2 separate regions of the Mus musculus genome follow, and region 1 is linked to region 2. Evidence: chromatin loops called from intact Hi-C (ENCODE). Cell type or tissue: left cerebral cortex. All regions are shown on one strand. Links, peaks and the distances in the headings refer to the core of each region. The heading gives the core; the rest is flanking DNA. Region 1 has its middle 250 kb from the start of Gm24295. Region 2 has its middle 23 kb from the start of Mir3961.

Evidence for each region. Peaks named below come from ENCODE experiments on the same cell type or tissue, not always from the same donor. Only the 100,000 strongest peaks of a DNase experiment are listed, where the experiment ranks them.
Region 1: a loop joins it to region 2, with 4 times the contacts of the local background. A loop is called at or near these places in 2 of 42 quality-filtered maps.

What each region holds. Positions count from the first base shown.
Region 1 is chr13:82,300,444-82,307,483 of GRCm38, reverse strand. No RefSeq gene overlaps it. Among named protein-coding and RNA genes, the nearest start is that of Gm24295, 250 kb to the right of the region's middle. In left cerebral cortex, for the core only: no CTCF peak of the experiment used is centred there; a DNase peak (open chromatin) is centred at 3,235; H3K27ac peaks cover 910 bases.
Region 2 is chr13:82,718,250-82,725,289 of GRCm38, reverse strand. No RefSeq gene overlaps it. Among named protein-coding and RNA genes, the nearest start is that of Mir3961, 23 kb to the right of the region's middle. In left cerebral cortex, for the core only: no CTCF peak of the experiment used is centred there; a DNase peak (open chromatin) is centred at 3,389.

The DNA.
Region 1 (7,040 bases), core at 2,039-4,538, 420 kb after region 2:
AGTCTCTGCTCTACACTTTGTCTCTGTAACTTCTTCCATGGGTATTTTGTACCCCCTTCTAAGAAGGGTCGAAGTATCCAAACTTTGGTCTTCCTTCTTCTTGAGTTTCACGTGTACTGCAAATTGAATCTTGGATGTTCTGACCTCCTGGGCTAATATCCACTTATCAGTGAGTGTATATCATGTGTGTTCTTTTGTGATTGGGTTACCTCACTTCAGATGATATCCTCCAGATCCATCCATTTGTCTAAGAATTTCATGAATTCATTGTTTTTAATAGCTGCATAGTACTCCATTGTGTAAATGTACCACATTTTCTGTATCCATTCCTCTGTTGACGGACATCTGGGTGCTTTTGAAGACCCAGAAATGAACACACAAATTTATGGTCATTAGATCTTTGACAAAGGAGTTAAAACCATCCAGTGGGGAAAAGACAGCATTTTCAAGCACAAGAGATGCTGGCTCAACTGGCGGTTATCATGTAGAAGAATGGGAATTGACCCGTTCTTATCTCCTTGTACAAAATTCAAGTCTAAGTGGACCAAGGAACTCCACATAAAACCAAAGACACTGAAAATTATAGAGGAGAAAGTGGAGAAAAGCCTCAAAGATATGAGCACAGGGGGAAAATTCCTGAACAGAACAGCAATGGCCTGTGCTGTAAGATCGAGTATTGACAAATGGGACCTCATAAAATTGCAAATCTTCTGTAAGGCACAGGACACTGTCAATAAGACAAAATGGTAACCAACAGATTGGGAAAATATTTTTACCAATCCTAAATCTGATATGGGGATAATATCCAATATATATAAAGAACTCAAGAAGTTGGACTACAGAAAACCAAATAACCCTTTTTAAAAATGGGGTACAGAGCTAAGCAAAGAATTCTCCACTGAGGAATACAGAATGGCTGAGAAGCACCTGAACAAATGTTCAACATCCTTAATAATCAGGGAAATGCAAATCAAAACAACCCTGAGATTCTATCTCATACCAGTCAGAATGGCTAAGATCAAAAACTCAGGTGACAGAAGATGCCGGCAAGGATGTGGAGAAAGAGGAACACTCCTCCATTGTTGGTGGGACTACAAGTTGGTACAACCACTCTGGAAATCAGTCTGGTGGCTCCTCAGAAAATTGGACATAGTTCTACCAGAAGACCCAGCAATACTACTCCTGGGCATATACCCAGAAGATGCTCCAATGTGTAGTAAGGACACTTGCTCCACTATGTTCATAGCAGCCTTCTTTATAATAGCCAGAAGCTTGGCTTTCTCTGATGCAGTACGTATACTAGCTATTCATGTTTATAATGTTCAGATTGAACTGAGACTTTTGTGTTTCTCAACCTGACTTCTCCCAACTACCTTCAGAAGTATCCACAACCAACTCAGATGCTAAGACACCTGCTGACATAAAACTACAGTTACTGTGTCTATCCAAAGACTAGGAAAGACAGGTCATGGGTCAGGCAGCAGTGAAACTGAGCAGCACATGACAGGGCATTTTGCCTCATGAGCCTGGAAGTGCTGCTCCTCTGTTCATATGTTGACCACCCAGTTTTCACACTGCCTACCTGTCACGATGTACCAGTCAATGATTACACGATATACAACAACCACACAAAAGAACAAGTACAGCATCTGAAACATTAGCCAGGAAAGAGAGACAGTGATAAGTAGAACATAGGTACATTATCACTTAGTGCTTTCAATTTCATAGAAATCTTTTTGTTTCAGCAGCTTATTATGTAGATATTTATGATTCTAATTGTCATGTGGAACTAACAAATCTCTCTCAAACACACACACACACACACACACACACACACACACACACACACATCCTTCCAGGCATATACTCAAAACTAAGTCATTTTACCAAAAGCATTTTAAAGCATGATTTCTTTCTTCCAATTATATAGACATATTAAGGATTTTCTCATGACTTTTTAAAATTATTTTTATTATTCCATATTTAGATCTCTAATTAAATCAGGGGGATTTTTACAAAAGCACATTTCTGTAAGACCTCAATTATTTGCTCTTCCTAAATGTTTTCCATTGCAAGGATTAGAGGTGATAAATCACAGTCGGTTTATCTCCTACGGTTTCTTCTAGCACATTGTCAGCTCCCCTCTCACCCTCATGTGCATACCCCCTGCACAGTGACTGCATATGGGACAGTGTAAAGGCTGTGGGATAAGTGACACTATTAGCGCAGAGTGGTGGCTTTGATGTGTAGCTCTCGGCAGGGTTGCCAGAAGAGTGACAGGCTCCAGCTCTAATGCAAAGTCTATTTCGCATCTACTCCTTTCCCCTCTAATGGTCTCTTATTACTATTAGTGGTACAAAGCAGCCGGGCACCATGGCTGCAAAACCTACTTCTTGAGATTAGCTTCCTATTTTGAGTTCCTATTCTCTCTATGTACTAAGTTTTTATAAATAAGAACTATTAATGTATTTGAAAGCATAATAGGTATCAAAATGAGGTCACTGATATTTATCGTCATTCAAATAAAAATTATGTTACATCCTGCACCATCAACCCCTTGCCTATTTACTGAGGCATGTGGTTCTCTGGAAACTCATTGGTTTGAGTTCTGAGAATTTGTTTTTGTTTTGTAAAACTGTCTGTGGTCAGTGTTATCCTTGTCTCTCTCCATATTCCTGTTCCAAAAATTTGGTTTTGATAATTTCTAGACCTCAAATAAAATGCTAAAGATTAACATAATATCTTATATCTAAATATAAATCATACAGTGATTGAAAAGGGAGTAAAGCATCAACAGCACTTAGGATAGTAAAGTGTATTACACTACAAAGGCAAAGGACAAGTTAGTTACCCAATAAACAGTTAACCAGTAGCTTTAGAGCAGAAGCCAAACTACCCACAAGTGTGAGAACACTTTATGTGCAAAAATCTGTTAAAGGGGACTTAAAAGAACAAAAAGTACTCTCCGTTCCCCTAATTAACTTTGAAGAGTCTAATTAAGGGCAACATAAAAGCCTAAGAAGTGCTGGTTATTAAGGCATGTACTTGATCAGTGAGATGGTATTCTTGTAAACAAAGAAGCTAATTTCACCCAGCCCAAAATAAACCTCTCTGCAAATATCTCACAACATAATCATGCAGCACCTTGGGAACAGAATCCCTATCTAGTGCAGACTGCCTCTTGGGGTTACTAATTCTAGGCATTATGGCACTTGATGTGAAGATGTAATAGAGGAGAAAGAACGTCCTGATCATGTGTGCATACTCTACTCCTCACGCTCCTTTTCCTTGTCTTTAACTTGACCTGTGTGACAAAGCACTGACTACTTCAGTCTTACGTATGCAGAATTTTATCTCTAAACTGGAGGCAAGTAGGACAAAGTTAAGAACACTCATATCTGATGGGAGCACAGCATCCACTGGTCTCTGGAATACCAGGCATTGCTCTTGCTACAAGAATATAGTTTTGAGCTTTAGGTTTCGCATTTACCACTCAGATTTAGAAGGAAGAGATGGCATTTCTAAGAAAGAGAAAGAAAGAGAGAAAGAAAGAAAGAAAGAAAGAAAGAAAGAAAGAAAGAAAGAAAGAAAGAAAGAAAGAAAGATCCTGTCAGCAGTGTAAAGGCAGTTATAATATTGGAAGAGGATGATGAAATCATGTTTTTTTAAATCTCGTTTCCCTTGAGTTACTCTAAATGGAGTGAATACTAATCCCAGAATCAAAAGCTCTGACTTCTGGGAACTAACTTGACATTGTGATTCAGTGAACAGCAGTGTTTCATTAGAAAATGCAGATCAGGTTATCTTCTGAGCTGCTTCACAGAGTGCTGTAGAGATCACGCTGAAAAGCATCCCATTTCTAGTGAATAGGGACTTCTGAATTTTATTCTCTCGACACTAGCACTCAGCACAGGAGAGTATGGAGATAGACAAACTCTGGTGCTGTGTTGTAATCACCCCTACAACTATTCCTCGTACTATTTTGGTTTTAATATCCATAGGCTGCAGTGGCTGGTCCAGCCTTACACAGACATACTTATAAAACTAACCTGTATAGCTATGGTGAATGAATTGCTTCTGTGGCACCCAGAGACTTTGATTATAACATCAGCATTTTAAAAGACAGTCTTCAATAGAGGTAGCACTGAACTAACAGCCTTGAGGCAGAAGGTTGGAGATTATAGATTAAAAAAATATATATTTGGACATACAGAAACTTCAATGGGTTTTATCTTGGTGGGTGCTCCAGAGCTTATTTTCTGAACTTCCCCTAACAATGCCTGTTGAGAAGACTACTTCTCCCAGGATCATAGATTGGACACTTCTGCCTCTGGATACATAGTTCAGTGTAGAAATTACAGGTCACACAATTGACACAGATACCATAATGAAATAGCTAGGCTGAATAAAGCACCCAAGAACTGCCAAAAGAGTGTCCCAGGACTACCATTTTGAAAAAGATACCTAACTCTACTTTTGCATCACTGTAAGGCAGCCTGTAGAGGTCATACAGGCTGCAAAATATCAAACTTTTGCTTGAGAAGTAGCAACGAAGAATGTACAAACCCAGCAGAAGGACCAAGAGACTCGGCAGAAAACAAAATTGCCAGTTAGCCTTGTTTAAGCTAAGATCTATACCCAATCAGCTTCATATTTAGTATGAAGATAGTTCCATCAATAAGTATTGTTAGACTGCTCCAAAGCAAGGCTTTGTTGAGGGTTCTGCTTCTTACCTAGACATGTTGGTCCCTTACCTTGTTGATTTCTCAGTTTGGTGAGAGAATAAGACTCTTTTCAGAAAGAAATACATAAGTTTGCAGTAACTGCACAAAATTTTCTGAAAAAAAACTATTGATGAGTATGAAGAGTAGAATACGTTTCCAATCCATTGTCAAGTGTGATTAAGCATCACCTGAGATATTGTAAGCTCTGATCATAGTTTATAGAGCTGCTTCCTTCTTTATATCCCGAATCAGTCTCAAGAGTTACCCCCAATAATATCAGATGTCTCAAGAACTTTCTTTCTGGTGGAAAGAGACTCAAACGTGAGTATTTCACATGTCTTTGGTTAAGTATTGCTCTCTTATACACCATATTTATCTGAGACATTGGACTGTGGTTTTGGGATACTCTCAGAAGACCCACTACGTCATTCTTGCACAGATTAACTAGGTTCGTGATATTTGAAGGTGTGCTGACAAGCAATCACTATAGTTTGTGGCCCCTGCTTGTCTATGGCACAGGTGGGAAGGCTTACTCAGCAAACATGCATATTTGTTATCCTTTGGATTTCCTTTCATTCAGCCTAAAGATAGACGCTTACTGAGAGTACTGTGAAAGTTGTATTGTAAGGAAAACATAGATTATGACTGGGGAGATGACTGTGAGTGAAGGGGTTGTTTTGGAAACATGAGGGTCTGGCTCTGAATAACTTAAAACTCATGTAAAATTGCGCATAGAATACAGAAGCAACATAGTGCTGGGTAGAAACAAGTGCATCCTAGGTTTGGGCAGACCAACCAATCAAGCCAAAGCAATAATTTTTTTTAAATTAGAAGTAATTGGAGAAAACATACAAACATTTGACCTCCACATACATTTGTTCACACACACACACACGCATGCACATATACACACACACACATACACACACACACATACACACACACACATACACACACACACATGTACACGTGTGTGTGTGTATGTGTGTGTGTATCAATATCATTAAATTTTTCAGAGAAAATATTGCAAAAACATATTCAGATGGTTAATGGTCTGTGGAGCTATATAGAAAAACATTTTTGCAAATATAGTGTACCTGTATATCTAGTCACTTTTCCAAGAGAAGAAACAATTCATTGAAATAATCTTTGTTAGAAATTATAGTACTAAATGAGACAATATGGTGTGAAACTTGATGTTCTTTCTATCAAAATTAAATTGCTGGACTACACTCAGTGGTCCAGTGCTTAGTGTGCAGCATGGCCTGGCTTCCATCCCCTGCACCACCACCACCAAACATTCACATGTAAAAGATCCTGGATTCTCTTCACATTAATATTGAATTTAATATGCAATCCAAATCTTAAAACATAAGAAGTCTTTTGTTGCTGTGGTTTTTGTTTTTGTGTTTTGGTTTTTGTTGTTGTTGTTGTTGATGATGATGATGTTTTGGTTTGGTTTGGTTTTTGAGACAGGGTTTCTCTGTGTAGCCCTGGCTGTCCTGGAACTCAATTTGTAGACCAGGCTGGCCTTGAACTCAGAAATCTGCCTGCCTCTGCCTCCGGAGTGCTGGGATCAAAGGCGTGCGCCACCACGCCCAGCACATTAAGAAGTCTTAAGGCGATTACTACTATGTGCTGAAGAGTATTAGGAATACAAAGGCATGGCTGGAAAAGGAAAGGAGGAAGATCAACAAAAAGAAGTCTGAACTGACACTGCCTGGATGATCATGAGTCTGAGACCAGATAGCGAGAGACTTAGGGTAAAGCCTAGATAATAGTCAGTGAAATTATTCCTAATGATATTCTGCTATATTCATATATCTATGCTTTTTCCAATCATCATCCGAGAAGCTTCCTCTGGACGCAGATAGGAGCAGATAGTTGCAGAGACCCTCATCCAGACATAAATAACTTAATAAATAAAAATTTAAAAATATAAATAAATAAACTTGAGGTATCCATCAAGTCCATCCCCTTGGAGATCACATAACACTGCCAAAGAAGGGGATTCAAAGGATATGCAGACACCAGGAGAACATGGCCTAGCCAAACTAAGCAGGGCTCACATGGGCTCACAGAGACTGAAGCCACAAGCACAGGGGCCTGCATGGGTCTGCATAAGGTACTTTGTGACTATGTCATGGGTGTTAGCTTGTTGCTTTTGTGAAACTCCTAACAGTGGGAGTGGGTGTGCCTCTACTCTTTTGCCTGTACTTGGGACTCTTTTCTTCCTATTGAGTTGCCCTTTCCAGCTTCAATATGAGGGTTTCTTGTAACTCATTTTCGAATGTTTAGCTGTTATTTCTTGGAAGC
Region 2 (7,040 bases), core at 2,326-4,825:
TGCAATGGGGGTGCTCTACCAGCACAATTAACCTTTTCACCATGAAGAGCAAGGCATTCAGTGACATGTCCTTCCACAAAGACAAAGCAATAGGTGCTATCATTTGTCACAGATTAACTTTATCCTTTTGTCCCAAGAAGAATGAGGTGCAGAGTCCCTAACCTCTGCAAGTATGCTACATTATATCTTGTATTATCTACAAAATAGATCAGTTCCAGATGAAAATACTTATTAAAATGAAACTATCAAAGTTGCTGGAGTCAGGATTCAGTGTAACTGGGATCTTTATGTATTAGTCAGGGTTTTACTGCTGTAAACACACACTATGACCAAAGCAACTCTTATAAATACAACATTTGATTGGGGCTGTCTTACAGTTTTCAGCGGTCAAGTTCAGTATCATCAAAGTGGGAGCATGGCAGCATCCAAGCAGGTATGGTGTAGAAGGATCTGAGAGTTCTACATCTTCATCTGGAGGCATCTAGGAGACAACTGGTTCCCACATGGTTAGGAGAGTCTCATTGCCCATGTCCACAGTGACAAACTTTCTCCAACAAGGCCATGCCTATTCCAAAAAGGCTATTCCTCCTAATAGTGCCACTCCCTGGGCCAAGCATATTCAAAACACCATACTTCATAATATGTGTATGATGGTATCCCTTTCCCCAGGTAACATCATATACCTCTTATGAAGTTTGAAATGTAAATAAAGAAAATATCTTACATATATATATATATATATGGTATGTATATATATATATATATATATATATGGTATGTATATATATATATATATATATATATATGGTATGTATATATATATTACAAAATTTCAATAAAAATTTACATAACAGAAAAAGAGGTTTATGATACAAACACACAAGGGTAATGAGATATAAAAGTTACTAATGATTGTCAGAATGCCATACAATGGATCTTAGTCTACTAAAGCATCAACAGAATGAGTACTTAATACAAATACTTTACAATGAACATAAATTTATCTCTTAGTTCTGTAAGCTATTAAGTCCCAAATCAAGCTACTGGCACATTTGGTGTATGGCAAGTACACCAATTTGGTTTAGAAACTGTCACTATCATTACCTTAGTCCCATCTTCCAACATTATCATATTGGGAATTAGGCTTCAGAATAGCTTTTTAATGGACAAAATATGAATATCAATGCAATTAACCATGGGTGAAAAATGAGGCAGTTTCTTCCTTTGATAGTTCAAAGAAAGATAGCCCCATTGATACCTTGATTTTGAAATTATTCTTTCCATAACTGAGATATGGTAACCATTCATTATTTTAACTCATCCAATTCATGTTTTGTTTTTTATTGTTACCACAGTCTAAAAAAAAAAAAAAAAAAAAAAAAAAAAAAAAGACAATTTCCATATGGGGTTTGGCCTCACAGTGAATTGCCTCATGCAGTACTTTGAAAGGTTGTTGCATGTTTTTATTTCTATTTCTTGAGAGATGGTCTTGGTTTATAATTCAGACTGTACTAAAGTTTTCCAGGTAGTATAGGTTTACTTTGAAATTTTAACCATTCTGCCAGAGTTCTGAGATTGCAATTCCCTTGAGTACAGAGACTATAGTATACACCCCATGTCTGGCATAAAGCGAGGCCACTGTTCCAAGCACTAAGATTGTATTAAGTAACCCAGTTTCTGGCATAGACCTAGATCACTATCCTGAGTGCTGGGTTTACACTATGTAACCCATCTCCGATATAGTTCTCTAATCATTTGAGATTAGTCACGAGAGAAGAGGGACTTCACATTAAGTAGTTCAATCTTCTGTCACAAGAATATTTACTTTAGTCCTATTGACAAATGATCTGCTTAAATTACTAATAACGTAATATACCTGCATAGACATAATCAGGTATATACCAAGGTATATACATGCCTCATCCTCCTAGAACTTAATTTTTTAATGATAATTTAAGTAAAATATCCAAGTCTCTAGCAATAGAACATTTATGATACAGATTTTAAAAACAGCTCTAAATGTATTGATGTAAAAATGACTAACTCCCATGTTAGGTTAACACATGCATGGGTCAAATCTTAGAAGCAGTTTGACTGAGTATTTAACATATATGATTAAAATTAGTATTGGGTAGCCACAGTGGTAGTACATTCTTGCCACTCTTATACTCATGGAATGGCCTAGGGGGATAGCTATGACTTCCAGGCAGTCTCAACTACAAAAAGAGACTTCGGAGTCAAAACAAAACATTTATTCAAGCTCCACCTAGGACAGAGGGAGAAGAAAGTCATTTCCAGGAATAAGTATTGTGTCTAAATCCAAGGACAGGAGAAACATTATCCTTGCAATGAGTAACAAGCCTCATGTTGGGGCATAACGGATCACCTTTTCTCACATCTGGAGGAACAGAAACACACCTCTGGAGGACAGGAACAGTTTATGCCTTAAATTGAGAAGGAATGGGTGGATGGATATTAGGGAGGTAAACGCTGTGTTCTGAGTGGTGTAAGGGGATAATCTTTATGAAATGGCAGACAGAAACTATTCGTAAGACAGGACAATTTTATTGAATGTTGATATATGCATCAGAGAACAAATTTAATTTCTCTGGAGTGTTGGGAATATTATATAGATACATGGTTTTTTGCTAGATGTACAACAATAGAGAATGTAGAAAGAAAATAGACAGCTATACCTACTGACTGGGTAAGCTAACACAAAGTTACTGTTGGTGAGAAACTAAAATGCAAACAGATAGGAAAGAACAGTATTCCTTTAATAGAAATCCGAAGGAACTTAGATAGAACGTATCAGATGAAATTGGAGAGTTTGCCATATCTTTGGTAACTACCAGGACTTGGTGTTTGGTAGGGGAAGATAATGAGCAGACAGAATCTCGAAAATGTCTTTCGTGGTCAGGAGCAGATTGTAAAAAATATGAACACCATGAAGGGATAAAGAACTCAATTTGGATATACTGATTTTATCATTCTTAAATATAAAAAATGAAGAATATATATGTTATTCACATACACACATAATCCCAAGAATTCAGAAGGTGGTATTTTAGAAATGCTTACTTTCGAGCATGATGAATCCAAAAATGAAGTTTTATGTAAATTTTTAATTTATCATTTTATTCAAACCATAAAAACCTTCCACTGAAACTATTTCACTGACAATTTCTCTTGTATGCCGTATTTTCTGCATATTTGTATTTTGTGCCATTCTTCAGTTTTAGACCCCAAGCTCCTTGGGATGAGGACTTTGTCATTAATTTAGTGCAGCTGAATATATTACATGGTGCCATGTGTATTTATAGAACTTTGCTAAGTAATGATGATTCAGATTTGGTAATCAGCACTTGCAACCATCATGTGGTTATGCAGATCAACACTTACTATGCAAAAATCATTTCTATAGGGGCAGATGTGCTGGTCTCCCTCTTGGTAAATTTTTAGATCAGTAAATTTCTCGCAATGTAAAAGTCAATTTAGAATGATGCCTTTGATTGTCTTGCTGCTACCCATAGCAATTTGGAAAGTGGTACTTTTGTGATGTCCTAGCTGATGCACTTTAAAAACAACAGTGTCTTTGGCATCAATGTGATACAGGAATTCAAATAAAACAAAACATCTTTTCTTGATCAAATATCATGGACACATCAGTTCACCAAATCAGAAATTTACATTTAAAGTACTTTATATATTGATAATATGGTCATTCATTGTAGTTCCTCTACTGAATTATATTGAGAATCTCCCAGAATTTGAAAGTGATCATTTTATTTCATTTTTGAAATATAAAAGCTGCTTCTCATTTTCAGTCTCTTTCCTAGTTCAATTAATTTATTTTAAAACACAAGAAATACCAGTTTTTTTCAGTCTTAAAATATTATGACTCTATTTGTAAAATTTAGTGGAAATGTATTAAAAACTAGAGTCTATCAACCTTTGTTAGGCATATAAGTACCCAAGTTAGGGAGAAAGGAAGCGAATAAGAAAATTTGTTAGTTTTGGAAAGAAAGGGAAGAAATTGGTGTCAGATGAGTTTGGAAAGAGAAAGTAATTATTTCTGAGACAGGTAATGTAGCCATGACAAGGTGATTTAGTTTGGAAAGAAGCACCTTTCTCTTAATGAAAATAAATTTCTTGTTTCCATATTTTGCCACTCTTTCAAGTGAAAATGTCAGTATCTGATAAATGGCTTCTTAGATATTCTTCACTATAAATACCACGACTACACTGAAACCTTTCTACTATCAACTGATTTGTACATGATAGACATCCATAACCAAGTTTTTAAAAAATGTTATAATGAAATGACAGTATATTATTCATCTCCTCTCCTCCCAAATGACTCAAAGTAAGAACATAAGTATATTCAAGCATCTGTTTACATTCTGGGACACACATGAAAATTAGTATCTCTGCAACATGAAGCATCAACAAGATGATAACAGTTCTGCCATTCTGGCTGGTGGATTCCCAACCATATTAAACCTGTTCCCTTGTGTTCTTCTTCCTCATCATTGTGGGAAAGGGATGGTAAGAGGAGCCCTATAAGCGAACAGTTTGCCTGTGTGAATGGCTGTTTGTATTTAAATTTTCCTCAATGTTCTTCTTTGGAATCAACTACCATAAACACTAAAAATTTTAAATCTTTTTCTTTTTTCATTTGTTTTTACTGAATATTATTTTAAGAAATTCACAAAGGAGCCAGGTGGTGGTGGTGCACGCCTTTAATCCCAGCACTTGGGAGGCAGAGGCAGGAGGATTTCTGAGTTCAAGGCCAGCATGGTCTACAAAGTGAGTTCCAGGACAGCCAGGGCTACACAGAGAAACCCTGCCTCAAAAAACAAAAAAACAACAACAAAAAACAAAAACAAAAAAAGAAAGGAAGGAAGGAAGGAAGGAAGGAAGGAAGGAAGGAAGGAAGGAAGGAAGGAAGAAAGAAAGAAAGAAAGAAAGAAAGAAAGAAAGAAAGAAAGAAAGAAAGAAAGAAAGAAAGAAGGAAAGAAACTCATGAAGGAAGACATGCTATTTATATATTACGGAGAGTTTGGAAATGTCATTCTTTCCAAACTGGTTAAGTATAAATGACTAAAAAGAATATGAAAATAGAGGACACACTATTACACATTATTTAGATTTTAGATGTAGAGAATATCACTGTTTGGCATACAGTGCTTTCCCCTTGATCCTACATAATTGGTTAGACAAAAAACTATTGCAGTTATATTACATTAGATATATAAGGGAAATCTATGTGAAAATCTCTATCATCTATCTATCTATCTATCTATCTATTTATCTATCTATCTATCTATCTATCTATTTATCTATCTAATCTCTATACACACACACACACACACAGAGAGAGAGAGAGAGAGAGAGAGAGAGAGAGAGAGAGAGAGAGAGAGAGAGAGAGAGAGAGAGAGAGATTATAAGCTCCAGAAAAGAGAACAAAAACAAAATGGGAAACACAGAGAATATAAATCCAGCAATTATGCAACACACATTTTTTAGAGAATTCCACCATGTTTTATAGTCTCTTGCTATGTTCTTTCTCTTTGTGAGCATTTTACTAAAAATATAACCTAGACAGTATCACTGTGTCTTTGCATATCTGGATGTGTTAAGGCTTAGACTACCCATTCTTAGATCTCATAAATATTATTAAATTACAGCAGAGAAGTTGAAATTTGTTATTTTTCCTGGAGAGAATGTTGAGTTAGGATTGAATCGAAAATATTTTGTATTAGTTCAAAAGTGATAAGTTACAAAGGCAAGAAGTTGTAGTGCTTCATTCAAGATAATAGAATAGATTGTAGGAAATTTAAACATCCTATAAATACAGTTGTAAATTTATACACCAGGGCTATTTTGCCTACTTTCAGTGCATATATATATATCACTTACAACATTGTGACAGAATTATTTTGGAATAACTTAAAAGCTGTAGGATAAGATATGTATTTTTATAACATTCTCAAAAACAGAAGCACACAATAGTCATTTGTAAGTTACCCTGTAGGGATGAAGTGATCTTGGGTTTCATATGCCTTACACTTTGTTACTTACCACAAAGAGGTGAGAGCCGGTGTATTCCACACACATTCATATTTATAGCATAATTATTAGGTGAACTTTCTGGCTCCTGAATTCTTAAACATGGTAAGTATCATCGGGTTGTGGAATTATCAACTTCATCCACCTTTATATTGTTGATTTTAGTGCTTCACTATGGGTATCTGAAATTAGAAGCTTCCAAATACACAGGCACATGCATGCGCGCGCGCACACACACACACACACACACACACACACACACACACACACACACACACAGAGGAAAAAGCACAAGCTTAACAGATTCAACCTCTAAGATCACCAGTGTACCTGAAACGCCAGGTCTCACAGTTAATTCTTGATGCTCAGAATTTCCAGAAATTATGACTATCAGATGTGTTTGATTGTGTGTAACTCTCTGGGGTCTATATCCAAATGAGCATCTGAGAAGCACATCTGGTTGTTGTGCCTTCTACACAGGTAAATAAGCAAACAGCAGCTCATCAAGTTCTAGGCCTGGGATTGGAGAATCAGATCAGGTTTTTATGTTAATCAAAGAATCCCTTTGACTGCTAAGAAAAAAACAGTCATTCTATATCCTTCAACTTGACCATTCTTCTTGCACAACTTGATATTGTTTTCCCCAGCTCCTCTTACCTCTTCTTTCTCCTTTCACTTTTTATATCAATTTGGGAGTATGTATCTAGAATAGAATCTTTGTCGCATGGTAATTCTAATATTAAAAAAAAAAAAGAATTGACAAAATTGTTTCCAAAGTTGTTCATTACCAATGTATAAAAGTTCTTATTTTTACTATGTCTATCAACATTCTATAATCAATCTCATGGAAATTCATGCCTATGTTTTCCTTGAGGATGTTTATGGGTTTAGTTCTGACTTTTCTGTCTGTCATCAAATTCTGAGTCAATTTACCAATGTTCAACATTGCCCTTCTGCCTATGTATAGA